Linked DNA regions of Mus musculus: regions 1, 2, 3, 5, 6 and 7 are each linked to region 4. The links are chromatin loops, found by intact Hi-C in ENCODE. Cell type or tissue: left cerebral cortex. All regions are shown on one strand.

What was found. Peaks named below come from ENCODE experiments on the same cell type or tissue, not always from the same donor. Only the 100,000 strongest peaks of a DNase experiment are listed, where the experiment ranks them.
Region 1: a loop joins it to region 4, with 4 times the contacts of the local background. A loop is called at or near these places in 4 of 42 quality-filtered maps.
Region 2: a loop joins it to region 4, with 2.9 times the contacts of the local background. A loop is called at or near these places in 3 of 42 quality-filtered maps.
Region 3: a loop joins it to region 4, with 2.3 times the contacts of the local background. A loop is called at or near these places in 3 of 42 quality-filtered maps.
Region 5: it touches region 4 in a loop (2.4-fold over the local background); 12 of 42 quality-filtered maps call a loop at or near these places.
Region 6: it touches region 4 in a loop (9-fold over the local background); 17 of 42 quality-filtered maps call a loop at or near these places.
Region 7: a loop joins it to region 4, with 4 times the contacts of the local background. A loop is called at or near these places in 11 of 42 quality-filtered maps.

What each region holds. Positions count from the first base shown.
Region 1 is chr15:66,230,179-66,234,178 of GRCm38, forward strand. The region is part of intron 1 of Kcnq3 (potassium voltage-gated channel, subfamily Q, member 3); the gene reads right to left. Among named protein-coding and RNA genes, the nearest start is that of Gm27242, 47 kb to the right of the region's middle. In left cerebral cortex, no CTCF peak of the experiment used is centred here; DNase peaks (open chromatin) are centred at 1,635 and 3,170.
Region 2 is chr15:66,091,120-66,095,119 of GRCm38, forward strand. The region is part of intron 1 of Kcnq3 (potassium voltage-gated channel, subfamily Q, member 3); the gene reads right to left. Among named protein-coding and RNA genes, the nearest start is that of Hhla1, 120 kb to the left of the region's middle. In left cerebral cortex, a CTCF peak has its summit at 2,483 (motif pointing right); DNase peaks (open chromatin) are centred at 1,101 and 2,555; H3K27ac peaks cover 179 bases.
Region 3 is chr15:66,098,225-66,102,224 of GRCm38, forward strand. The region is part of intron 1 of Kcnq3 (potassium voltage-gated channel, subfamily Q, member 3); the gene reads right to left. Among named protein-coding and RNA genes, the nearest start is that of Hhla1, 120 kb to the left of the region's middle. In left cerebral cortex, no CTCF peak of the experiment used is centred here; DNase peaks (open chromatin) are centred at 1,834 and 3,554; H3K27ac peaks cover 1,361 bases.
Region 4 is chr15:66,170,399-66,174,398 of GRCm38, forward strand. The region is part of intron 1 of Kcnq3 (potassium voltage-gated channel, subfamily Q, member 3); the gene reads right to left. Among named protein-coding and RNA genes, the nearest start is that of Gm27242, 110 kb to the right of the region's middle. In left cerebral cortex, a CTCF peak has its summit at 2,116 (motif pointing right); DNase peaks (open chromatin) are centred at 909, 2,202 and 3,542; H3K27ac peaks cover 1,416 bases.
Region 5 is chr15:66,453,078-66,457,077 of GRCm38, forward strand. It overlaps Lrrc6 (leucine rich repeat containing 6 (testis)), which reads right to left. Exons shown (of 12, transcript NM_019457.2): 5 at 992-1,218. Among named protein-coding and RNA genes, the nearest start is that of Gm31006, 46 kb to the right of the region's middle. In left cerebral cortex, no CTCF peak of the experiment used is centred here; no DNase peak of the experiment used is centred here.
Region 6 is chr15:66,282,501-66,286,500 of GRCm38, forward strand. It overlaps Kcnq3 (potassium voltage-gated channel, subfamily Q, member 3), which reads right to left. Exons shown (of 15, transcript NM_152923.3): 1 at 3,336-4,000. The coding sequence starts at 3,724. The region is part of intron 1 of Gm27242 (a long non-coding RNA gene); the gene reads left to right. Among named protein-coding and RNA genes, the nearest start is that of Kcnq3, 2.1 kb to the right of the region's middle. In left cerebral cortex, CTCF peaks have their summits at 2,099 and 3,322; DNase peaks (open chromatin) are centred at 1,429, 1,605, 2,094, 2,931 and 3 more places; H3K4me3 peaks cover 3,444 bases; H3K27ac peaks cover 3,322 bases.
Region 7 is chr15:66,440,445-66,444,444 of GRCm38, forward strand. Lrrc6 (leucine rich repeat containing 6 (testis)) reads right to left here. Exons shown (of 12, transcript NM_019457.2): 8 at 1,714-1,779. Among named protein-coding and RNA genes, the nearest start is that of Gm31006, 58 kb to the right of the region's middle. In left cerebral cortex, a CTCF peak has its summit at 2,076 (motif pointing left); a DNase peak (open chromatin) is centred at 2,082.

The sequences.
Region 1 (4,000 bases), 60 kb after region 4:
GAGTTTATAAATAATTTAACCAAATACATAACAAGCAGTAAGACTAAAGCAGTAATAGTCTTCTGACAATGAAAGGGGACCATAGAAATTCAAGGATAAATTCTACTGAAAATTTATAAAATAGAACTGAATCCAGTACTCGATGAACTTTATTATAAAATTGAAAAGCAAGTTATACTATCAAATTCATTATACAAATCCAGCATTACTCTGATATAAAAATCTAATGAGGAACTCAACAAAAATAACATACACCTCCATACACACACACACACACACACACACACACACACACACACACACACACACACACAGGGTGGGTGAGGGAGAGAAACCTCTTTTATAAGTATAGAAAAATTCTCCTTAACATACTTAAAGATTGAATTCAAGAAAACATTAAGGAGATCATATACTACGATTATGTTGGTCTCATTACAGAAACACAAGTTTGAGTCCACATGCATAAATCAATAAATGTAATACAGTACATGTATAAAGACAGTAATTATATACAATCAGTGTGAAAAAGGCCTCTGCTGAAATTCATCATCACTCATTAATAAAAAATATAAAGAAAGTAGGAATAAAAGGAGCATACCTCAACATAATAAAGGTCATATACAACAAACCCATTGGTGATTTTACACCTAAATAAGGAAAAACTGAAAACATTTCCTCTTCAGTCAGAAATAAGGTAAGGGTTTCCACTCTCTGATCTTGATCTTCACAATCAGTACCTGTCCTGACTCTCCAGCTGAGGAGAAGAGAGACACCTAAGTGATCCACCATGAGCACATAAGCTACTAAAGAGAGCTTGAATACATGTCTGTAGGAGGGCAACGTGTTTCCTGCCTCATAGGATTTGGGGAAAACAATATATAATTCTGAAAGAAATAAGAACATTACGCAGGATGCATCCTCCAGTAGTTTGTCATTTGTCAGAAATGAATGTGTCTCAGACTTGACTTTAGGCAAGACTTCAGAATGTGGTCAGATGAGAGGGGTTAGCTTCTGCTAGAACACATTGGAAAAGTTGTGAGAATAGAACAGGACCCTACAGGCCACCTGTCTTCATCCCCAGGGAACTTTTTCAGCTCCACAGAATCTGCAGCTCTACAAAGAACAGCTTTGAGATCAAGTCCTCTCACTCCACATTAAGTTCCCTGCTGCCCAGTGACCTGAAAGACACAGCTTGCTTCCAGAAGAACCCTTAAGAGTGTTGAAATGTGACAGTGGCTAAGACTCATTTACCTACCATCCAATCAGTGAACTTGAAGCATGGATGGCTGATGAGCCCTCTACTTTATCCCATAACTCAAACATAGCATCTACTCAGTGTTAGGGGCTGTGCTGGTAGGCAACCACATGAATTGCAAAGGGAAATGGGTATGGGGACTCCAGGAGTTTGTAGCTTATGGTGGAGTCTAGCAAAATTAAATGTGTCTGACTCTGTCAATGCATGAGACACTAACGGGAGACTCAATTCACTCTTCATTCTGTCAGTGTTTGCTCATTCAGGGAACACTGTAGATTTACATATTGAGTGCTGAAGTCCCTCATCGTTTAGAAGGATAGGATATCCCAACACAGAGAGCAGAACTCCGGAAGGGTGACATAGCAGGTGGGGAAGTGAGAAGCCATATGGTCCAACAGAGTTACTCAAGAGACATTTCTCACAAGCCATTGGGACAGAAAAGGCAACATAAGCTCACACTCAGCTACAGAGAACACACAAGTCCCAGTAGGGAGACCATGTATGGAAGGCCTTCAAATCTCTGTACAAATAGTCATCACTTGTGAATTGGGAATAAGAAGGCCATTTTCCAATTGTACATGAGTCTAGTAAGAGTTAGAACTTCTAGTCAAGGGAAGGGTGCTATTCCAAAACATTTAGCTCCAGATACTGCCTGGATGGATACATATTAATCAGAACAGATGTTGGCCTGATTAAGGGATGGGGGTCATTGTGATAAAAAGAAAATTTTCTGAGATAGTCACTTATGCAGTGTAAAGAAAGGTTAGACATAATTTTTTCCCCTTTCCTGTTATAAAAAGACTTTAACGACCAGGCTGAACATGTAGAAGGCTAAAACAGGAAAATCAAGACTACACATCCAGTTTGAGGCTAGCATGAATTACACACACAATGAGACCATCTCTCATAATAATAATTATTATATGCACATATTTGCTAGTTTTCTCATGGTTCTGACAATAGATGATGTAAAAGCAAATTAAGCAATCTAGGAAGGTTATAATTTGGCTCAGGGTTTGCAGAAATAAAGGGAAAACATGAAAGGAGGAACAAGGAGTGGCTTGCCATATCAAATCTTGCAATCAGAAAGCAGAGAAAGGGGTGCTAGTTGGTGGTCAATATTCCTTGCTTGTTATTTTTTTTTTTTTTTTGCCTTTTTCCAACCCGTGATATGGTGCCACCCACATGCAAAGCAGATCCTCTCTCTCAATTGAATTCTGGAGACACCCTTACTGACATCCCAAAGGTGTGTCTTCTAGACGATCCTAAACGCAATTAAGTTGGCAGTAAAGATTAGCCATGACAGTGTATTTATGGTATACAATATGCTGTTGTATGACCCCCTCCTAAAATAATTGATATAGTACTGTACTGATTTTACATCCTGGGGCAAAAACATCTATAATCTAATGATTTAGAAAAAAAAAAAAAACAGAAAAACGATTCACCATGATTAGTGACAGTCCATGGCCATCCATGAAACCTTTCAAGATATTTCATTTGGGAGTTGAGCCTATCCTCTGTGCTCTTGAAGTTGGGAATATTTGCTCCCAGCTTTTCAAACCAAGCCCATTGTGTTTTTTCCTCTCTCTGGAAGGCAGAAGTTTAGGGCCAGATTAAACTGGATTTACTCAGCTTAAACTGGATTCAGAACAAACCAATGTGTACAATATTTGTTGCACCTAAGAACTGGACTGAATTTCAGATAGGCTTCAGTTCCATTCCAATATAAAGATGGCAGGTTATTGCTAGTTTCTGGATTTTCCTGCCTGTTTCTCTTCTCTGGTCCTATCTGGGGCTATTCCTTTCTCTAGAACACTGTGACCTCAGTTCTGTATCATATTGTCCTCCAATAAAATAAGAACACCACAAGGAAAGCGTTGGTGTGCTGTCTGACTCCCACTCTAGCGACTAAGCCAGCAGTTCACAGTTCCACTGCTTTTACTACCTAGAAAGAGCATAAACACTCCAGAGAGCCCAATCCAGAAATCTGTACAACCAAAGCTCAGCTGTGAGTGTACACTGTGAGAAGTTCTATGAAACTGATCAGTTCTACCTTCAACATCCACTGCAGGATGGAAGGAGAGGTCAACACACACAGGACAAATAGTAGACTGCCAAAAATCACTGGATGGGTGGCTTAAGCAGCAATAATGGACTCATTTACTCATATACCTACCAATCTGCTTATACCAAAGGCTATAAGACATCGCATATAGGCTACAAACATATTTATAAATGTTTGTAAAAGTATTATTAATAAAATATACATAAGTATTATTAAAGTATGGGTATATCTGTGTTTTGTTGTAATTGTCATGTATTAAACTCAGAGATCATCTCCAATCCAGGGTGTATGAAATATTGTTTTCCAAAATTCTCCCTAGAAAGCCCTGTCATATCACTTTACAAAGATGCTTTTAAGAAGCTAACAATTCCTTGAGTATTTGACAAAACAAAAACAAAAACAAAAAACAAAAAAACTTGGTACAATGAGTTTGGGTCTTTGTTCCTGACCCATCATCTGGGTTCATTCCTGTGCTTCATATCCAGGAACCTTCTTGGAACTTAAAACAATGGACTTTGTCCCCTGTGACATGCCTGGAAGACATAGTAATGAAATTGTATGGTCCCTGCCATAGGCAGGCTTGTAAGACAATCCCATAGGACTCCCTATGCTTAGCATGTATGCCCTATACAATGCCCTACCTTAGAGTGGGCATGTCTGAGACTTTGATAGGCCAG
Region 2 (4,000 bases), 79 kb before region 4:
TGATACATCCTTGTATAAACCAATGAAATTGAGAATTCTCTTCAAACAGGACCCAAATCAACTCTCTGAAGTGGACATTTCTAGTTTCGTTGGAGAGCCAGTGTGTCATGTGATGTTTTTCTGGAAACTGTCTTACGAGAGGATGTTTTTGCTCAAGCAGGCATGTGGGAGGATGTTTTGCTCTAGCAGACACATGAGGGGTGTTTTTTCTGAGAACAGACACATGGCATATTTCTGTAAGCTGTCTGGTGGAAGGGCATGCGATGTTTTGCTGGAGTGAATGCTTGAGAGGACATGTGCTGTTTGGGAAGAGTATAAGTGTAACCCAACAGACAATGGATGACTCGCTGGTGTTGGTTCACCTTGCTTTCTTCTCCGATCTAGCATACCAAAGAACTTCTGGTGGTGTTCTGGTTACTTCTTGCCAGTTTCCTCCTGCTGCTTTGGGGAAACTTGCCGACCTGTGGAGCCTCAGTTTCTTCTGGATCAAGGCACTGCTGTTGATTCATGTTTGGTGTTTTGCTAGTGGACTGGACTGCTGACAATGAAGACTGGAACCACCCCAAGGAAGGAGACTGATGACTACTTCTACAGGCCCATGCCCTCCCTGTCCTATCAGTCATTTTCCTCCTCTACCTTTGGTTGGTTGACACATTTAAGAACCATTATTAAAGTAAGTTTTGAAAAATATAAGCCTGCAAGTATCCCATAGTCTTTCAACCTAGGAAAATTCCTCCCATACATAATAAGCTTAAAGGGTTATGATCAAATGAACAAACAAACAAACAAAATATAATCAAGGGATCCTTCTGGAATTCACATACATAAATGGAATTCTTAGGAATTGTTAATTTTTCCTTCTCAAATCCCTAGTAGGAAACTTGGGCACATTGCTACATCCAGTATGGCCAGGGCCCTGAGGCTAATGCAAAGAAACTGCTTCCAGCAAATAAACTAGCTACCTTGCTCTCTAATTCTTGTGCAAATGGCCAGAACCCTGTGGGCTAGGCAAAGGGGACTTAAATCAACCCAGGAAATAAATAAATAAGTGCCTCAAAATAACAAGATGAGAGATTTCCAATAAACGGCTTCTGCCCAGGCCCTTGAGAGAAGAGTCATGTGGAGAGAAAATGCCAACCACTGCAGATTTACAAAGCGACTGTAGCAAAACGGAAATAGGTTTGCAGAGACACGTGCTGTCTCCACAGCACAGCTTCAGGGTTTCTTTTATGAGCCATTCTGGAACAGAAACATCCCTTTAAGTCATTATTTGGTAAAAGGGGAAGTGTGGGGTTGTTTTGTTTTGTTTTGTTTTTGTTTTTGTTTTTATCATTGTTGTTTGCTTGGGCTGCCCTCTTTCTGCCTGCCCCACTCCTTCCATTAGCATTGGCTTTCCCTCTGTTTTTTGTTTGTTTGTTTGTTTGTTTTTGTTTGTTGTTTTTAACTGTGGCTACTGACACCTTGGCTTGCAGGCTAAGCATCGCTTCCTCCAGAAATCTCTTAGTGCTCTGGAGAATTCTCCAGAAAGGGTTGTTCCTCAGTCTGAAAATATTAAATGGAAACTTCTGAAAGTTACTCTGGACAGTTGAGCCCATAAGTCTAAAGTGAACATCATACTAAGTCCCAGGAAGTCTTGTGTCATTCCTCTTTGCTCTGCCAGGGATGTGAACCTTCCCTAAACTAGCACATCCATTGCATCTAAGGTACCCATCCTTTTACCACCCTGCCACCTTGGTTATCAAATCCAGTGTGCTGGTACATCCGTGCTTGTGTTCAAAAGCTCCTCTTTCAATACACCATGGCTTCAAAGCAAAAAGGTGGCGATATAAGAAAATATAATGGAACAGACCACAGAAGGATAGATTAACTCTGGCACTAAGAGGAACCCAGAGAAACACACTCCATACAGAATTCTAGATTTCACATATTTCTGGCTACTTTCTAGGAGCCTTGACACTATCCTTTTATGGATAGCAGAGGAAGTCTACAATACTGGCTCATTTACTACTAACCTAATGCTAGAAGTATGTGTTACTATAGTCCCAGGTATATTGGGGTGTAAAGAGAAACATTAAACACTTTCATTAATGCCCACACAGACAAAGTCAGATCTGACATTTTAACCAAGTTTCTGGGCTCCACATCAATAGAACATTAGGACTCCATGACACGTACATGCCAAAACTACAATCTACATGTAATGTTAGAGTCCTCCACTATTGCTCTGACATACTATGAGTTATAAAACTGTATTAGGAATAGGAGTTTAAAAGATTATAACAGTCATTAGCTATTTTCTAATTCTAGATAATGCGTTGGTGGTTCATAGAAAATGAGACTTTTTCCAGTCAACGAGTCTCCATATGGAACACGGATGTCTGGAATCCTTCCAATTAAGTACATAAATAAATATACAAATAAATATCGCATTCTGTTAATATAGCTTGCCTTTTGCTATCACTTCTCTCATGAAGATGGTGATTCCTTAGATTGACCTGTAGGGGGAGCTCAAGACCCTCTTTAGCTGACTGTGGTAGTAGAAACAGTTCAGATCCTCCTTCCTCCCTCCCTGTTTCCTTCCCTCTATCCCTTCCCCGCTTTCTCTTCCTTTTTGGACAGGTTTTTACTGTGAAGTCCAAATACGGTGGTGTCATGAGACTTGTAGAAATACCCCCGCCTCAGGCTCTTGAGTGTTGCAATAATGGGTGTGAGCCACCACGTCTGGCTTATCTATCCCTATCTTCTAACAGAAGCACTCACTGCCTTCTACCAGTCTCTTCACACCCAGAGACTCACCATGTAGCTCACCCGGACCCTGCCTCTTTCAGCCACACCTCTGACCCAGCCAATCAGTGGATGACCACTGCTCCATGGCATAGTGATTAGCTAGGGAAAGACAGCCAAGACAGTACCATTAGAAGCAGTTCACGGACCTTATTTCCTTGAAACTAGATTTCTCTCCTCAACCTCAGAAGGTAGTCATAGCCAGGCCTGAGTTGGCAAGCTACCTTCCTGCCTCTAGGAAGGGAGAGTCTGACAGAGCATCCATGGAGACATGTGGAGTCAAGAGACAAAGAGACACACGTTTCTTGACAGCATCATTTTGAGTCCCTGTCTTCAACCTGTTTGGGATGTCAGCAATTCTTGCATGAAAAGGAAAAGAAAACCTTACCCCCATAAAATACCTTCTATAAGTGGGATTTGTGTTTAGGGCAACTTAAATAGTTTATAGTTAATTTCTTTATAGTCTGTGGTTATGGTGCATTTAAACTATTTCAGAAAGTCTTAAGTTTCTGAGACAAGCTAATTAGAGTGATACTTAGCTTAAAACATAGAGTACAACCTGTGGGGGAGCTGGCCAGTGGCCTAGTTGTATCTGAACACGAATAGATTGTAAAACACCCTCAGAGAAGGCTTATGACACACCAACAGACATCTTCTGCATCTCTGAAAAGATGGGCAGTACTCAGGCAGAGATACTGGTCTTACTTGCAAGGCTTCAGCCCCTTCCCACAGGGCATCCTATCATCCTATCATCCTATCATCCTAGCATCCTATCATCCTAGCATCCTATCATCCTAGCATCCTATCATCGGACTGTTGAGATGAAGCTGTCACCCTCAGATGCTCATATTCATCTCTACCTACTACCTACCTAAGTTTAGGCAGAAGGAAACTTCACTGAAGGAGGCTGTTGTAAAGTTTATCAGCTCTCATAGATATTCTACTCTATTTCCTGGTACCAAATAGGTTGAGTCAAAGCATACACATTGCCCTTTAAAACTCTACTTTATTGAATGATATGGAAGCTGGGAACATACACCAAATATAAGGTCTAGAACAGAAAGAACTATTAAACATCCACTCACTGTAAGGACTGTGCCTTGCAAGATGCTATGGAGGGTGGTACACCTTCCTGCAGAGCATCCTTTGAAAATGAGTAGAGGAAGCCCTGGGCTGAGTTACTCTTCCTAAACAATTTCTCTGTTTGGTTTTCTTT
Region 3 (4,000 bases), 72 kb before region 4:
AGCCCTAGGAATTTAAGGAAGTCCCGAAACAGACTACTAAGTGAACCCAGCCTTAAGCAGCTACACAGAATACAGAATGTAGACACCAAGCTGGCAAATTTACTCCATGAACAGCACCAATACCAGTCATAAGGGAATCTGATTTATAGAGTCGCCACATTTTAGTGTTTAAAATGTCCACTTCCCAAGAAATATGAACCAGCAAAGAAACAGGAAATGACTACTTACATGCAGGGGAACACACACACATAATTAACAGAAACCATCACCATGGAAGCACGAATAGATGGAGAGTGACGAGGCAAAAGTTCAACTCTGCTATTTTAAATATGTTTCTAAGTATACCACAAGAAACCACAAATGCAGATTTATAAAGAAGTTAAGAAAGTGACAGCTTGCCATATAGTGTATAATGATAAAGACAACATATATGCAAATTAAGTTAATTTATAAGGACCATAAGTTAAATGAAAACCTTGAGAGAACTCAATATCACATTAGTACTGGCAGAAGAAAGGGAGGCACCTCAGAGATGAGGAGACGAAGGTTTGCAGGCTAAGTAATGGAAATTAAAAAAAAATGAAGAAAAACAAAAAGAGCCTAATACTTTCCTATGTCACCACTGTATGCACTAGTGTGCTCTTCCTTGGGGAATGCCACCTCTTCTATTCCCACAGGGTCTTACGGTTTAGACCCTGTGGCTGGCCTTGAACTTGTTCAAGTACTAGCAAAATACATAACATTAAAAGTAATTCAGCCTCCAAACGCTGACACCATTGCATACACTAGCAAGATTTTGCTGAAAGGACCCAGATATAGCTGTCTCTTGTGAGACTATGCCGGGGCCTAGCAAACACAGAAGTGGATGCTCACAGTCAGCTATTGGATGGATCACAGGGCCCCCAATGGAGGAGCTAGAGAAAGTAGCCAAGGAGCTAAAGGGATCTGCAACCCTATAGGTGGAACAACAATATGAACTAACCAGTACCGCCCTGGAGCTCATGTCTCTAGCTGCATATGAATCAGAAGAAGGCCTAGTCGGCCATCAGTGGAAAGAGAGGCCCAATGGTTGTGCAAACTTTATATGCCTCAGTACAGGGGAACGCCAGGGCCAAGAAGTGGGAGTGGGAGGGTGGGGGAGCATGTGGGAGACTTTTGGGATAGCATTGGAAATGTAAATGAAATAAATACCCCCCCAAAAAAAGTAATTCAAGAGGGGCTGAAGGGAAGGCTCAGCAGTTAAGAACACTGGCTTTTCCCCCCAAACAACTTCAGTTCAGTTCCCAGCACCAGGTGACTGCTGACAACCATCTGTAGCTCCAGTCCTAGGGCATCTACCCCTTTTCTGGCCTCTCTAGGCACCAGGCATGCACACAGTGCATAGACACACACGCAGACATAATGCCTATACACTATATGTTTTAAAAATTAAAAGGGTAATAGAAGAATAGAGTAATGAAAAAGATATTATGTATGTAAATAGTAGCAATATGTAAATATGTAGCAACACAGTAGATGCAAATCCTACAGTATCTGTTACTACATTAACTAGAAGTGGCTTGTATATACCAACCTAAGAGCAGGGATAGACCAAATTGGAAAAAAAATGCATGTTTGAACTATAGACTCTTTACTAGAAGTACATTTTAGACCTAAATAAAAGACCACATAGAGAATATGACAGTCACTTCATCAGAATAGCAGGACAGTGATAAGCATAGATGCAAGCCACATCAAAGCTCCTCAAGGCACAGAGCAAATGTGCTATCCATGAGAACCACACAATTTCACGCGAAATATTGGTACTTTGAATATTCTCTATGAAATAATGGATGGACTAAGTGGCTGGGAAGACTTATGTAACAGTACCAACCAGCTAGACCTGACAGACATTCCCAGAACACTGCACACAGCAACAGCAGAAGACATGTTCTCTCAAGTATACATGGATTGTTTCCCAGGATGCCCATATGCTGGGCTAGAAGATGAGTTTCAGAAAATTGAAAAGGCTGCAATCATACACAATATGTTCTTCAGTAACAACATTATAAAATTAATAATCAATAATAGGCAGAAGTTAGGGAAACCCATAAATATATATAGGATCTGAACAATAAAATCCTAAATAATCAAGGGGTCAAAGGTGAAATAAAATTAGGGATGTGTTTAATAAAAAATATACAAAGTTCACTATTCAAAACTACAAAATGGTATTAAAATTATTTTAAATTAAATAAATGTCATAACATTTTATGCTTATAGACTAAAAGCCATAATATTTCAAGATGACAACACTTGAAATTACCTACAGATTTTAATACCATCTTTTTCAAACTCTAAGTTGCAAAAATTGATAACTAAGTTTCAGCCTGACTGGTATATTTCCTAAATACAAATCAGTGTCAAATATAATGAGAAGGTTACATAAATTTCATGATAATGTATTCCATATATTGTCTTTTTTGAACTGGGGTCTAGAAAGGATTTTTCATCTTTTCCCATAAGGAATGAGACTATTCATATACATAACCACTATTTGTTGAACATAACCTTTGTGACAAACATTATTCTATGATCTAGAAATTCAGATTTGAACTAAATAGAAAATGCCTCTTATTGGTAGGAATGTTACTGAGGGGATATTCACTTTTAAAAATAATACTTACATGGTAAGTGCAATAAGTATTAGGAGGTAAATGAAACAAATATTAAATGGGATGTGGGGGCATGCCATGCTTTGAAATAAGTTGCTGAGATAAACATCTGGGAATTGTTTCTAATAATGGGGGGAGAATCTTAAGCCATGGTATTTTCTTGATTCTTATGTGGACAGTTTCCCATGCAGACCACTCCCACCATTTATAGAACAGCTAAAAGGAAATATATTTGGAACCTCTGTAAGTTGTACATTCCTTTGTTCTTTGATCCATCTAACTTTCTATCTGCAACCAACCCGTCAGCCAGTCTGACACTCAGGTCCATCCAACCTTCCATCCACGCTTTGAAGTGTGAAATACATTGGGTTTTGGTACACTTACACAGGTGGATCACCATGATCAGCAAGCCCCATATCCAGTTATAATTCCCTGCATCTCTAACATACAAAAGATTCTATTAAGGAGGCATGCAAGCAACTCTGGATCTGAGTTGAATTGAAAACAAAAACAAATACAAAACCAAACCAAACCAAACCAAAACCACAAAACCAAACCACTGGTCAGTTCAGAAGACTTGCTTTTTCTCTATCTCCTCTGAAAATGAAATTCCCACGTCCTTGTTGCTATGCTTCCCAGCACGGCCACCTCCACAGATACTTGTTTCTTTGCCCCAACCAAAACTATCTGCTGTGCCAAGCAGGCCTCTCCTCTGCTAAACGAACCACCTATAAGAGAGACTCAGCCGTGGTTTCTCACTTTGCATGCACAGCCTAGGCCCTGCTGGGGTGTTTAAGTTCCCTGATGGGCTCACTTCCTCATCCCTGGTCTGCCGAAGGCTTCCTAAATGCCAGGAGATGTTTTGATGCTTGGGAGAGACAATGTGCAGTCTCCCCTCTGCTGCAGGAGATGGGTGGGCGTATGCGTGGGTGACAAGCACACTGGGGACCAAGCTAGTAGGAGCAGATGCAAGTTAGAGAGCAGGAAAGAACAGAAACAGAGCTACTTGAGAGCGGCTCTGACCTTGCTGCCCTATTGGTCAATCCTTTGCTTCCAGCCCACAGACACCAGATGCCCTCATCAACGCCTCACTTAGAAATTAGACAAATGCCATACTGCAACTATGACATAAAATAGAACGCTTTATGTCTTAAGAGGAATGAAGCAAAGCAAGATGCACACATTTAGACATGGACAGATTAGCATCATTAGCCACCAGCGGCCCTGCAGTGGTTCCAAGTTAACCTGCAAACAACTGATGAATAGACAAATGTGTTATTAAAAAGGGGATGGAATTTTATTTGGTGATGAAAATAAAATTCGGATAAACCCTGAAACCCAATAAG
Region 4 (4,000 bases):
AGACTTATAGTCAAACAGTAGACAGTCTTTTGTAAGAGTTAGGGGAAGGATTGAGGAACCAGGAGAGAATAGGAACTCCAGAAGAAGACCAACAGAATCAACTAACCTAGACCCTTGGAGGCTCCCAGAGACTGAACTACCAACCAAAGAGCCCTGGATTTAGCCACTCCTCTACCTAGAATGTATGTAGCAGAAGTGCAATTTGGTCTTCCTGCAGGGGTGTGTGTGTGTGTGTGTGTGTGTGTTTGTGTGTGTATAGGAGGAGGCTTACACTAACTCTGTTGCCTGCCTGTGGATCCTGTTCTCTTAACTGGGCTGTCCTGTCTGGCCTGAGTGGCAGAGGATGTACTCAGTTTTGCAGTGACTTAAGGTGTCCGAGTGGGTTGGGACCCAGGGGCAATCCGCTCCTTTTCAGAGATTTAAGTGTGGAGCAGGAGCAGGGTTGGGGGGATGAGGAAAGAGGGAGGGGCTGGGTGAGAGTGGTTCTGGGAGGAGAGAGCAGGGCTGCAAACTGGATGTAAAGCAAATAGATAGATAGATAGATAGATAGATAGATAGATAGATAGATAGATAGATAGATAGATAGATAGATAAATGGGAAAAATACACTATAAAGACTGTTCCTATAATTTAACTAATTCACACCTAGAGGGAAGTGAACTGATAAGCAGGAAGCAATGCTGGGTAGATGAAGAAGCTGGGCCTGAACTGTTCTGATGGGGAATCAGCACCTTCAGAGGTGGCTACTTAGCACTTCAGATTTCTCTGGGTAAATTTACACCAGAGGTTTTCTAATTTGCATAAAAGCTGTTAGAAATAAATGTTTTATGAGTGTAATGAATAGTATTTGCATGAGAATCTGGCAGGCCCTACTGCCTAGAGTGTCCCTGCTGTGTGGGAAAGCCATAGAATGTTCTGGGATTAGGCAGAAGTTCTGGGGTTTGTCCTGTTCTTGAACCTTATATGAATTACATTTGGCTAATTTATTGCAGACCAAACCCTGATCCAACTTCCCTCCCTTCGCAGTGGCCCTGCCGTCCTATCAGAACCCACAGAAGGTAAGTCTTGGTCCCGAATATCATCATGTCCACTTCAAATAACCCTCTCATGACATTAGAGTCTGTCAAGTAGGTTATAATAATGTTCATTTATTTCTTAGTTTTCTATATGTGTAACACGTTCACAGAATTTAACCTTAGTTTTGCTGTCATTTATCACATTTCATTTGTTAACCAGGACATAGAAACAAGAATAATAACATACCCATTCTGTCTCCAGGTCTGACCCAGTGCCAGCTACAAGAAATCATTGGTGTATGTGTAGCTTGTAGCTCAGCAGTAAAGGACATATGAAGTAGGAGTGAAGCCTTGGGTTTGTTCGCTAGCTCGTGCGTACTTGTGCACACACACACACACACACACACACACACAAACACACACCCAACTCAACCCTCCCTCATTTACAAGCTATCAATATACTGAAAGAATCCGATTATTTATAGAAGAGCTAGATTGCGCTGTCGATTTTCAATAGCCATAGTTCTGCATATATAAACACAAGGAGTTGAGCAGGATCATCAGCTCATAGCAGTTCAGTACAAAAACCTAGACTGTCAAAGTGAGAAGGAGCTCAGCCACGCCCTAATGCTATGATATCCTGATGCTCAGAAGAAAATAGCAAATCAGTGCCTGAGGTGGTGCCTGTGTCTAACTCACCCAGTTTCTACTTCACTACATTAAGTGTGTAAAATGTTCCTGGTTCCATCAAATGATACTGGAAAAAGTCCTCCGTAATGTCACATTTTCAATAACAAATCTAAACAAAGCATTGACTTGCTTCACACCAACGTATAGAAGGCAAGCAACAGGAATAGAAAGGAACAGAGAAGTTAGCCAGCTTTGAAGACATCATGGTCACATAGATGCCCCTGTCCCCTCAATACAGCTTCTCATATGACTTTTCCTGGGTCAAGAACCTAACAAGGACGTTAGCAGATACACTGTAAGCAGAGGTCAATGTGATGGTTACATGAGAAGATGACTTGGTGCATACAGCTAGCTGTCCAGCCCATCATGTTCTTGGGGAGGTGACTTAGCGAACGGAGTGACAGATCCAGCCACAAGATGGCGCAAGCAAATGACAACTCCAAATGAGTTTTTTTTCCCCTCTGTTGATTTTATTTTTTATTTTGGCAGACATGGTGCTATTTTAACATTGTTATGGAAGAAAGCTGGGTGACTCATGTCTCTTGATTTGCATAACGGATCACATGGCCTTTTGGATGGTTGTGGGGTGAATTCTAGTTAGGAGTCTTTTCCTTTTGGGGGAGTTTTAGTTCCATCTGTGCTAAGTCCCCACTCTCCAGTCTCACCTAGTTCTACCATTAGCTTGATAACTGATACATGCTAGCTAGGTGCCCAGTGTAAGAGAATCACAGATGAGTACAAGGTTTAGACACAGCCCTAAATGGACAGAGAGAGAAGAAATAAAAAAGGAGAGGAGGGGACAGGAGGGAGGACAGTCTGCAGGACTGAAGGATTAGCAGAAGAGACAGGTGCTGTTCATCTCACTAGTTTTTGACAGGAATATTATTTTAGACTTGGGGAGCACTGGGATGTGTGCTCACTGTGCACCAGAAGCATCCATCAGACAGGTGCTAAGTGTCAAAACAGAGTGTGGAGAAGGCTAGATAATTCATATTTCAGTCATAGCTTTTTCCTGAGGAGAGGGACTTTGGGGTAGAACTGATAATCACCTAGGGTCTTTTTCTCTCAACTGTAATTTGACTTAGTTGCTTCTGTTTATAAACAAAAAACAAGAACAACAAAAAATGTTGGTTATTTGTAGCAATAAGATGAGGCCAGGTGTAAGAAAGAAAAGTGACAGGGCGGGGGGGGGGGGTGTTCTTGGTCATCACAGTGAGTCCACATTTGTTCAGTATTTTCCCAGCTCCCTCTGGCCTCTGATAATTTCTACTCTGTGTATCTCTCTGCTGTACCAGGCTCAGCTGACCAGAACAGGTCTTGGATGTGATCATCTCTGAGATGGGAGGGCTCTGATTCCCCCTACTGCAGAGCTCCTGCCAAGATCTCACTGAACCTCCAATACACAGAACTGAGAAAATGTGAAGAATATTTACAGGAGAAGCTTCTGGCTTCCATGCTCTCTCCTAAGACAGAATTCACTAGAACTGTCCTTCCATTTTCCAGGCCTTCCCTTCCTATAGGTAAATTTGCATGTGCAAAACTCAAAATGTATTAGCAGCCTGGAAGACATTCCAGCTACAGTCTGCTATGGTCAAAGCAATCTCCACAGAAAGCAAACCAGCTGTAACTTGCAGTTGTATTGCAGCGATGGTTCTTGGCGCTAGACTTCTAATATTCTAATATTCCTTCTGAGGGATATGGAGTCACTAACCCCAGACAACTTGTGTTCTTGGAGCAGCACACCTTCCTGTCCCTGTAGACAACTGAGAAGGCCCTGCGTCGCCTTCTCAGACTCCATATTTATACTTCTAAATGAGCCTCTTCTACTTTTAGTGGCCCTATTCTTTCCTCAGAGAAATCCCACAAAGCTGCAAGCAGTTTTGTCCTACTCTGGATCAAGAGCCATTCTCCCTTGAAAACCCAAGATCTCCTTTTCTGGAGGTTCCGGTTCACTGAATACCTCAGCTTTCCTTGAGTCTGCCTCCCTCACTCATGCCTTTTACCAGCCAGGCCTCTGCTCACTGCTATTCTCGATGATCAGCCACTGGCCTACAGATGGTTTAGGCACTAGGGTCCATGTTCCTGCAGCTTGCAAGAGCTCATCTTCCTATTGTTCATAAACAGGGCATACTCTAGTGGGCAATGAGGAAGAGCAGAGCTTCTAAAACAGTCCTCAAAGGAGCTAACAGCTTGATAAAGACACAAGTGTATCCTGTTCTATATGCTACTTAATGAAGAGCTGGTCTATTTAAGGGAATGCCACACCACACCTCTAAAAACCAACTGAGGTCAAG
Region 5 (4,000 bases), 280 kb after region 4:
AGATCCACAGATATAATGCCATGAAATATTTCACAAGCTAGACAAAAAATACAACAGTAAGTTTTATTACATTAAGATATTTATAGGCAGATGCCCCTAGATAGCCCTGGCTGGCCTGGATTCACAGAGACTTGCTGCCTCTGCTTCCTAAATGCTGGTGCCACCATTCCTGGCCACAGTAAGATATATGTCGACTATATGCAGGATTCAGGGCAGCAGACACCACTGAGGGTAAGGAGGGGAACAAGGATATTCTGTAGGCTTCTAGCATTTTCCTAACAGTTCATTATTTCTAAAAGATTTACTGCAAGCATACAAATGACTGTCGCTTCTTCTCTCTGGGTGGTGGAACAATAGCTTCTTGCTTAGTTGTTTATAAAGCACTTCTATCCATCTGAAATATTTTATAATTATTGTTTTCTCAATAAGAAATATATTATGTAAATATTTGAAACTTTATATAGAATCAAATCAAGTGACTATAGTTGTGATTCACTTAAAATAAATACCATGAAAAATTCAGATTCATAAAAGATCAATTAGAAGGTTATTAATCACATTTAAAAATGTATTCACCATGTAACTCACAAAATAGAATGTTTCAGGATGCAATCAGAATTATTCATTTTATTATTGTGTGATTTGCATTTAACTTTTCTAAACTATTCCTGCCTTTGAAATCAAGGTACACCTGTTAATTCATCTTTCCGTACATGTTTAAAGAGACTTCTCTAGGGATAATTTCAGATGCAAATGCCAGTTGCTGGTAAAAAAAAAAAAAAAAAAAAAAAAAACTGCTGGAAATGCAGTTTTTCTAAGGGAAAAAAAGTCCTTTTAGAATCATCATTATGCGATATTCATATCGTTCCCAGCCAAGCTTACTGTGATGTCATGTTCTGGAATATAACTGATGCTGTGAACACCTTGGAGAGAAAATACTGCAGGTGTTTTAATGGGAGTTAACAAGAATGCAAACCACTGATGGACGCACCAAGCAGTGTGGATGTCTGTGTACCAATGCCCATCAAAGCCTGTGCTGCTCTTCTTCTTGTCTTCACTTTCATTTTCTTCCTCGAGTTTCCTCTGAGCTTCCTCTTTCTCTTTGGCTCGTCTAAGGCAGTAAGCTTTCTCCTGCTCTCTGATTTGCTGCTCAACTGATGTGTAGTTCTGCAATGCCTGGATCCTTTCAGAACGCTCTATTTCTTTGCCATCCAACCACTTAAACAAAAAGCAGCAGATAATACAATTATTCACTTCAGCTGAGCAAGGTGATTCATGCCTGTAACATTAGCATTCGGGTGGCTGAGGCAGGAGAATTTCTGGGACTATAGGGTCACATTATGTCAACTTTCAAAGAAGGAAAACAGAAGGGGAAGAAATAAAGAAAGAAGGATCAGCCCCATGATAATTTTGATTGATATATTTTAAAATTAGAAATAATAATGCCATAGCAACAAAGAATCAAAGTAATTAATGGGAAATCAGAAATACTAGTCTAAATCAATGTTTATTTCATACAAGCCTTATAGTTTACAAAGCACCCTTACTGGAAATAAGTAGGTCTTCTGTCAAAATAATTAATGAAAAGCTCTCAAAATATTTCTATTAATTTTATAACTGCTCACTATATTAAGCTGTTGGGGCTTAAATCAAATCACAGCTCCTGAAACAATAGTATTCTCTGAGCCTCTTCATGGAAAGGGCTTTTCACAAAGAGCCCCAACTCAAGTCAGCTCCTGTGCCACCCTTGGCTATATTAGCAAAGTGTTCATTGTTATAGACAGTGTTTACATGATAGTTATATACTTTTTCCAAATTAAAATGTAAATAGAGGGTGGGAAGATAGCTCGGTCAATCAAGTCCTTCCTGCACAAGCATGAGGACTGTGTTCTACCCTTTGTATCCATGTAAACAGCCAGGTGTGGTGGTACACAGGTATCACTCCAGCACAGTGGAGCTGAAGACAGGGAGCTCTATGGCCGGTCAGCTAACTGGTGAGAACCAGGTCCCTGTGACAAACCCTGTATAAAAATAAACAATAGGGTTCTGGATCCCTCAGAGACTAGTCTGCACAGGTGAGAGTGTGGACTACAGAAGCTAACAGCTTCTGGGACAGGCAGAAGCCACACAGCTTCTGAGGCAGACCCCGTTTCAGGCTCCAGACATCTGGGCACCTTCCCTGCCAGAGGAGAGGTGTCCACCCCGCCCGGAAGGGCTTTGCTGGAACACCTGGGGGAGCCATCTCTGGTCTGGGATCTCTCAGAGACTAGACTGTGTAGGTGAGAGTGCCGACAACAGAAGCTACACAGCTTCTGGGACAGGCCCTGTTTTGGGCCTTCATCTTCTGCCAGGAGGAGGTCCGAACACCAGATATCTGTGCACCTTCCCTGCAAGAGGAGAGCTTGCCTGCAGAGAGTACTCTGACCACTGAAACTCAGGAGAGAGCTAGTCTCCCAGGTCTGCTGATAGAGGCTAACAGAATCACAGGAGGAACAAGCTCTAACCAGAGACAACTATAACAACTAACTCCAGAGATTACCAGATGGCTAAAGGCAAACATAAGAATTTTACTAACAGAAACCAAGACCACTCACCATCATCAGAACCCAGCACTCCCACATCAGCCAGTACTAGATACCCCAAAACACCCGAAAAGCTAGACTTGGATTTAAAAGCATATCTCATGATGATGGTAGAGGAAATCAAGAAGGACTTTAATAACTCGCTTAAAGAAATACAGGAGAACACTGCTAAAGAGGTACAAGTCCTTAAAGAAAAACAGGAAAACACAACCAAACTGGTAGAAGTCCTTAAAGAAAAACAAGAAAACACAAACAAACAGGTGATGGAATTGAACAAAACCATATAAGACCTAAAAAGGGAAGTAGACACAATAAAGAAAACCCAAAGTGAAGCAATGCTGGAGATAGAAACCCTAGGAAAGAAATCTGGAACCACGGATGCGAGCATCAGCAACAGAATACAAGAGATGGAGGAGAGAATCTCAGGTGCAGAAGGTTCCATAGAGAACATGGGCACAACAATCAAAGAAAATGCAAAATGCAAAAAGATCCTAAGTCAAAACATCCAGGAAATCCAGGAAACAATGTGAAGACCAAACCTATGGATAAAAGGAGTCGATGAGAATGAAGATTTTCAACTCAAAGGACCAGCAAACATCTTCAACAAAATTATTGAAGAAAACTTCCCAAATCTAAAGAAAGAGATGCCCATGAACATACAAGAAGCCTATAGAACTCCAAATAGACTGGAGCAGAAAAGAATTTCCTGCCCACACATAATAATCAGAACAACAAATGCACTAAATAAAGATAGAATATTAGAAACAAACTAAAGTTATCACAGAAAAAGGAGCCTTTCTTGAAGAAATGCCTCTATGAGATACAGCTACAAGGCTTTTCTTAATTAGTGATCAAGTGGGTAAGGCCCAGTGTGGTGGTGCCATCAGTCTTGGGATGTATAAGAACACAAGCTGAGCAAGAAGGAAAACAAGCCAATAACATTCCTCCATGACTTCTTGACTTCTGCATCCACTCCTGCCTCAAAGTTCCTAACCTGTGTGAGTTCCTGTCCTGACTTTCTTTGGTGAACATCAATGTGGAAGTGCAAGCTGAATAAACCCACCCCACCCCCAAAAAAAAAGATAGAATATTAAAGGCAGTAAGACAAAAGGGTCAAGTAACATATAAAGGCAGGCCTATTAGAATTAAACCAGACTTTTCACCAGAGACTATGAAAGCCAGAAGATCCTGGACAGATGTTATACAGACACTAAGAGAACACAAATGCCAGCCCAGGCTACTATACCCAGCCAAACTTTCAATTACCATAGATGGAGAAACCAAAGTATTCCATGACAAAAACAAATTCACACAATATTTTTTCCACAAATCCAGCCCATCAAAGGATAATAATGGAAAAAAATAAAACAATACAAGGACAGAAACTACGCCCTAGAAAAAGCAAGAAAGAAATCCTT
Region 6 (4,000 bases), 110 kb after region 4:
GTACCTCATGTACACTTATTGTGTCATGATTGCCAATTTAAGCATGAAGACCATTCTTCAATGCGGCAGGCCCACCATCCTCAGCTTCCGGGTCGTTCCTACTTAGTGCCTGCAGAACCATATATACAAACTCAGAACCCACCATGTTTCCTGTAATATCAAAGTTTGCCTTAGCCAAAGACAGGGCTGCAGTGATCTTTTCTTGAAGCCAATCAAGAGCTCCACCTCGTCCATCCACCACCCCCCCCCCAAAGCCCAACACTTCCAAGGATGATTCTCCTCTTAAAACCCCGTGGTGCTGACTCCAGCTGCTTACTGCTGTCGCTGTTGTAACAGTAAAGCTGTTATAGCAAAGTCTTGATTAACTAGAATCCTGAGAGAATTCTGCTATGTATCCACACAGCAAATGCTTACTAAGTACCTATCATGGGTTCTATGGTCTCCCAGGGCTTGAGAATAAAAAGAAAACAGAAAAGAGAGAGAGAGAGAGAGAGAGAGAGAGAGAGAGAGAGAGAGAGAGAGAGAGAGAGAGAGAGAGAAATACATCCCACTTTCACTCTCAAGAAGCTTTTGGGTTCATGGGGCAGAGAAGCAAGCTCATCAGCTCAAAGCAGCACACATAATTCTATGCCTGGAGAAGGCATAGGGGGCAACTTGAGCCTAACCAGATTGAAGGCTGAGAAAAGGTACCTAGTGAAGGTGAATAGCTAGGAGCAGGGGATGGGCCTTTGAGGCATAGGAAGCAAGATGGGAGAAATGATTGATTTTCACGTTTATATTTAGGACAGAAAGGGGAGAAAGAAACCTCACTTGACAGGCCTGGTTAATTTACAAAAGAAAGAGAGAGTACTGAACTATGAGCTCATGGTCAACCGAATTTCTTGGTCCCCTCCTGCCATTAGCCACAGCCCAGCACAGGATAATGGGCACTTCACAGTCTGAATTTTAAAAATTCTGCAAAATCCAGAATTGTCAATGAAGCTGTGTTCCCTTGTCTGGGCTCCTCCTGAGCTTGAGGAAGGATGTAAAATGAAGCCACTTGGTAAGCTTATCTGAGTATTAGGAACCCAAACCCAGCCCAAGAAGAGCTTTCCTATAAAGCATATCTTTAATCAGAAGCCACAAAACCTAGCCCCAGCCCACTTCCCATTTTCCTAACAGTGGCTCCTAGGTTCTGATCGGATCCTGGTTTGATTTCCTACTTGAGCTAGAAAAAATGATTATCAAGAGCCTTGCATTATCAATGGGCAATGGGCACCCAGCAATGCTCAGCAAAATGCCCCAAGGATCAGAAATGGAATCTGAGTACAGCCAGAAAGCCAGATATGTTTAAAATCATTATCCCTGCGATGCTGGACAACTGTCTTTATCTCCTGCAGCGGTCAAATTTTCATCCATGAAGCATAAGTTACAGGCATTACCTCATTGTGGTCACGTGAGAAACAAGCACAATGTGTATTTATCTGACAATTCTAATGGTCTTAAGTTTTGAGGTCTTCTCTGGGAAATTCTGGCTATAGGTTTGGCACTTACAAGCTGGTTTCTGAGATATGAACAAGCATACAGTAAAATAACATTGTAGCTGATTCTATAATAGTCTTTATCTATTCTCTCTGCAGACTGGGCAAGGCAAGGCTTCAGATTCCAGCTAGAAAAGGTGGGAGGAGAAGAAAGAGGGAATCTCAAGCTTCAATTAAACACCAGGCTCCAAAGGCATTGAACACACACTGAACACAACTTTATGCAAAGGGACATAGGACCTGCTCTCAGATAATTTGTTCAACCTTTTAAAACTACATATACCCTAGCATTTATTTCATTTCAATTTGAACATGGTTCTAGAGACCAAAGAATGAATGCCAGCTAAACCTCATTTCACTATGAAAGAACAACACATGTTAAGCTTTGGGTCAGATGCTTTCTGAAAATACAGAGGAATCAAAGGCTTGACCAACCAAAATCCAAGTCCCTGGCAAGGTACGTCATCCTTATTCTTGCTGCTTCCTGAGTTTTCAGGGATGCATTCTCGAAAGGCTTTTGTAACCTGGAAGAAACCTGTTGCACAAAACTGCGGTCCTGTGTGGACGCCCCACCTGGTGGCCAAACCAGGAAAAGCTCTTCCAACCTCAAAAGGCAGGCAAGTACTTAAAAAACAGAAGACATTCCCTGACTTCTTCCCTCTTTGTCAGTTAAGGGTCAACCGGAGGGAAACCAATTGCCTTAAATTGGAAGGGTCAAGGTAATAGTCTACTTCCTACCCAAACCATGACAGCCATACAGCTTCCTAAGCCAAAGCCAGGAAGCAGCTGGTATCAAGAAGTGCCTTGTCACACACATCCAAGGTGTTGTGGCACTCAGGATTCCAGTCCTGGGTGAGGAATCCCTCTGATAGTAAGTACCCTCTCTTCCTTCTTAAATACGGGTGTGTATTTTGCATCCCAGGAGTCGGTACATCTGAGTTCCATTTTTCTTCCGCCCTAGCATTTACTTTCTGGGCTAGCATGGAGATTATTTCTAGAGGAGTCCCAGGGGACAAACTTCCCACCGGACTCTTGGGTGTCCAATGCCCTGGTCAGCCAAACCACAGATGGGCAACAGTTGTACCTACAGAGATGGTAGAACCTAAACTATGGGATGTTGCACATAAATCATACGGATGTTCCAGCATCAAATAGCTTCACCTTACCTATGGCTCAGCTAAACCCTTTGGACTAAGCTTGGAAATCCCGCCCCTTTTCTATTCTCCTATTCATTTTACTAAAAGAACACAAAGACCTGCATTTTGGTCTGTCTAAGCCCCCAATTAAAGCCAAACCCATTATTCTTTTACTTCAGCATCCATTCCAAGGAAGGGAAGCACACACATGGAACACGCACGTACACAGGCACTATGCCTATGGGCAGTGTGCACCGCTACTATCCTCAACTCTGGGATATATCATCTAAATTGAGTGGTGATTGCAAGCTATCCACCCCAAGAAGAACCGGTGCTTCTGAAAGGACCGTTTTTGTCCCACTCAACTGCTTCATTAGAAATATCATCTATTTCTTTTAAGCTTCCATGACAATATCCCAGAACATACAATAAATGCGCACTTTTGCGCACTCGCCAGTTCAAATCTCCAACTCAGCTTGAAAGCCTGCTGTCCCAGGCACCAGAAACACTCCGTCACACCGCAGAGAACCATTGGCTAAGGCCAAACTGGTGTCCCTCCATCCCCAACCCAAGCCAGAGAGCACTTCTGAGTGGCCAAAGACACAACACTATGCCAGCCCTGGCCCGAACCCTAAGGTGCACGGCCGCCAAGGGGCGCCCCGAGTGGCCAGGTACTCACACAAGCGCGTGGTAGAGCAGCGCCCAGCCCCGCGGTCTCTCCAGGGCGTCATAGATCAAAGTTTGGATGCGCCTGTACTTGGCGTTGTTCCTCTTGACTGGGCGGCTCAGGGGGGTCTTTGCCAGGAGCCCGATGCCCTGCGGGGTCCTCCTCTGCCCCTCTTCGCGGCCACCGCCCTCCAGCAGCAGGGTCCCGTCTTTGTCGGCTCCGGCCCCTAGCGCCAAGGTGACTTGCTCCACGTCTCCTGGCGCCAGCCCCACTTTCCGCTCCTCGTCGCCGGCCACCGCCGAGTCCCCTCCAGCAGGGTTAGCGGCCCCGCCGCCGCCGCCGCCCCCTTCGCCGCCGCCCCCGCCAGCCGCCCCCGCCGCCCTGCGAGCCTTGAGACCCATCTGCCTCGCCCCCACCGGGCGCTTCGCCTTCTCCGCTGCTGCTCCGGGAAGTAGGAGCACTTGGGGTACGTGGACGAGGCGGCGGCGGCGGCTGCAAGCCCGGGAACTCCAATGCCATGATCCGCGCGCCCCTCCCCGCCCACCCCCCCAAAAGCAGGCAAAGGCGGGCCTCCCGGGGGCCAGAGGAGGTCGGGTGGGGAGTCAAGGGGTCACATCCCGAGCGGGTCCTCTGTGGGACCCGGAGGGGCGCAGGAAGCCGGGGTCCACGGGGAGCCC
Region 7 (4,000 bases), 270 kb after region 4:
GAATTTACCAAGTGCTACTGAATTGTATACTCCCAAATGTCGTGGCACAGTACATTTTATGTTATGTGTATTTTTGCCACAGTTATAAAAGCAAAGCTGGAAGAAGACCTGGACAATTCTGTTCTGGCTTCATCAGTTACTGTTTACATTGAGAGAAGTCACTCTGAAAGCATGCCTTCTCTTAGATCATTATAGAAAAAAAAACTGTCTCGCTCACCTTCCATGGCTACTGTAAAATGGAATGTAACCAAGAGCATGTAAGAAGTCATTAACAACACACTGGCTTTTACTGGAGCATGCCTAAATATGTCCATGGACTTCATTATTGCTATTCCTTCACTCATTCATTCACTGCATCTGTGGTCCTCCTCATAGGCTACTATTTGAGGTCCTGGAGAAGTACGGCCCAATGAATGTTGACATCAGAATTTTAAGACACAAGGAAATGTCGACTTTATCAGAAAGCAAGTGAAGGACAAGGAGTGGTGGAAGTTCTGGGGAAAGGCAGGCTCTGTCTTTCTCAGAGAGTAGGCAGGTCCACTCTCATAAGATGGCATCTCATCAGAGGCTGAAGGACAGAGATATTAACCATGACAATGGCATAGGCATAGGGAAGTGGATACAAATGGAATGAGGCACACAATGATCAGAGCCAGTCATCGGGCCAGTGGGTCAAATCTAACACTATCAAGCAATGAGATGGAGTGACCTGGACACCTTCAGATTCGTGTTATAGGAAGGGTAGGTGATAATACAGGCAGGGTGTTGAGGCTCAAAACCCAGCACCTTTAGAGAGAGTAATAATGCTCTGGCATCACTAGGAGGGGCAAACATGTCACTTTGCTACTGTGGTCATGCCTGTCTGCTGGAATAAAGTACAGCTGAAAACCACCAGTCATAATGTGGGGATCTTGGAGCAGAGGACATCTTGTGATCATGGGCTCTAAGATGGAATAAGGCAGAGAAGGCTCACCACCCAAGGCTCATTTTTTTTATTAGATATTTTCTTTATTTACATTTCAAATGTTGTCCCCTTTCCTGGTTTCCCCTCCAAAACTCCCTAGCCCTCTCCCCTCCCCCTGCTTACCAACCCATCCACTCCTACTTCCTGGCCCTGGCAGTCCCCTACACTGAGACTTAAACCAAGGCTCATTGTGTTTTGTAAAACAAAGAGGGCCATCAGAGTAACAGCCTTGGAGCAAAGGGAGCCTGGGGTATGCATATCAGAAAGCAATACAGCTCTGAGAATCATTTTAACCCGGTCTGTAGGGTTTGAGTTTTCATAGCCATGGGACTCTGTCTGGGGTAATTGATTCCCTCCTCCCCTTTCATCTTTGTGTGTTTAACATTACAGTGGGGGATGCAGACATGGCTCAGTGGCTAAGAATGCTTGTTGCTCTTGCAAGAGGAGCTGAGTTCAGGTTTCAAGCACAATGGCTCCTGACTGCCTGTAACTCCAGCTCTAGAGACTCCAGTGCCCTCTTTTGCCCCTCTGTGAGCCCCAGGCATGTACATGGTATATATACAGCCATGCAAGCAAGCATTCATACATAAAAAAATTAAAAATCTGTTTTAAAAATTACAGTGAGCATTCGAATTCTTCGAAGCAGGGAACCAAGTTCCATCTCTCTGTTACAGAACACAATGAGTTGCTATTTAGAAAGAGATCTGATGGGAAGGCCCTAAGATGAATATATAATAAAAATGCTTTACCTATAGACAGCCAGGTCCAGGATGATCTGATTGTGTTTCTCATCATCTTTCAAAGAGAAATCAAGTCTAAAAAGGATGAATTTGGGGATGGGGCATGGGGGGTGGGGCGAGAAGGGTCGCTTTAGTACATTGGTTATATGAAGATATCACATAATATCATATAATTACCATATAATCAAAGTAAAAGACAATGAGTATATAAAAATCCTCAATGAGAACTTACTTTCACTTATCAGACAGTAAGACATCTATGCTGATTAAATTTTTTAAAAAAGAAGCCCAGAAAGCCTATGGATAAATTTACTCTTACTGACGTTATTGACATGTAAGGCTTTGGTGCAGAGATGGAGACACCTGGTGGCTGAAGTGCTCTCTCGCATTTCAGTTGCCTCTGCTAGAACCCAGCATGGAGTTCTTTCTGGGGACACACATGCTGCCTCTGTGTGCTGTGCTTCCAAAGTCCTACTCCTCACCTCCCAGCATCCTTCCTTCCTTTTTTTACTTGCCACATGTTTTCCCCATCTCCTTTCTTATTGCCACCCTTCCCGAAGTGGGAAAGACTGAGATAGAGCTAGTAGTTTATGACGTCTATTTATTTTTATTTTTAAATTTTTTTATTAGGTATTTATTTCAGTTACATTTTCAATGCTATCCCAAAAGTCCCCCACACACTCCCCCACCCTCCCACTCCCACTTCTTGGCCCTGGCATTCCCCTGTACTGGGGCATATAAAGTTTGCACGACCAACGGGCCTCTCTTTCCACTGATGGCCAACTAGGCCATCTTCTGATACATATGCAGTTAGAGACATGAGCTCCGGGGGGTACTGGTTAGTTCATATTGTTGTTCCACGTATAGGGTTGCAGATCCCTTTAGCTCCTTGGTTACTTTCTCTAGCTCCTCCATTTGGGGCCCTGTGTTCCATCCAATAGCTGACTGTGAGCATCCACTTCTGTGTTTGCTAGGCCCCAGCATAGTCTCACAAGAGACAGCTAAATCTGGGTCCTTTCAGCAAAATCTTGCTAGTGTATGCAATGGTGTCAGTGTTTGGAAGCTGATTATGTGATGGATCCCTGGATATGGCAGTCTCTAGATGGTATGACGTCTATTTTATAAAGAAGCAGAGGTTCTCAGAAAAGGACATGCTTGGAGAAAAGACAAAGAAACCCACATAGGTAAGAGCCAAAACCCCTGACCCTCCAGCTATATCCCCTGGCTGAGCCCTAAGTGTAACTGACTTGATGCCAGTATATTCCATAGAATTACTTTGTCAGTTTCATTTTGAACAACTAACTTATCAAACTGTAATCTGTATAATCTAACATTAAACAATAGATACTAAATTCTTTGGGAAATACAAATTAACCTTTACATTTGGCTATTCACCATAAGTCTACTACAGCAGGGACTCTTGTTGTTCCAAACAATCTAACCATATAGGGTTCTATAGGGTCTCAAACAAGCCATGCACACCTTATCTCTTGGGAGCCTTCTATGTATTATCCTCTCTGCATTGATTGTTTATCCCACAATTCTATAGTCTGCCAATTTGAACTCTCCTTCTATGTTACTTAAAACTAGCTTTAGAAGTTTGTTCTGGGTCAAAGATCACCAGTTAGGTCCCTACTATTTCCCCTTTATCTCTAGTAATAGAATCCCATGAAGTCCGTGGTTATACCAAATAAAAACAGCATTTCTCATCATCCCTTGCACCAAGGAATGTGTTGTAGGCACTTTCCAGAAGTTTTTCTTTAAAAAAAAAAAAAAAAAAAGCAACATTTGTGTCCTTTCTGAACTGACTCTTTTTTCATCTGAGAATAGCAAAGCATGCCAAAAGATGAATCACAGAGACTCTTATCAAGGCATTGAACTTTCTAGGTAAAAGGAAACATTGACTCACCCTAAGATAGAAGTGGAGGAGTTGATGAATAGTTGGACTCTGGTAATGTTGATATAAAAGCATATGGAGATCAGTAATAAAGGCCAGGGAGAGGAAAATCAGGAACCAAGGGATTTGGGTTTTAGTGCCAATGGGTAGATAATTGTTACTGAGATGGAGACAGTGGGAGGTAAGGATGTCTGGGTGGGGGGATGGAGAGGAGAATGTAGGGAGCTGGAAAGCAGTTGTTGTTCTTCAATCATGTAGGTCAACAAACTAATGCCACCTAGCTAATTGAATCTAGATGCCTTGAACTCAGGGAAGAGGCAGAACCTTGTTCTGAGGAATGTGAACACTGTAGTCAAAGCTAGACTACATGGGTTTTGGTATTTACTTTTGCCACATTTA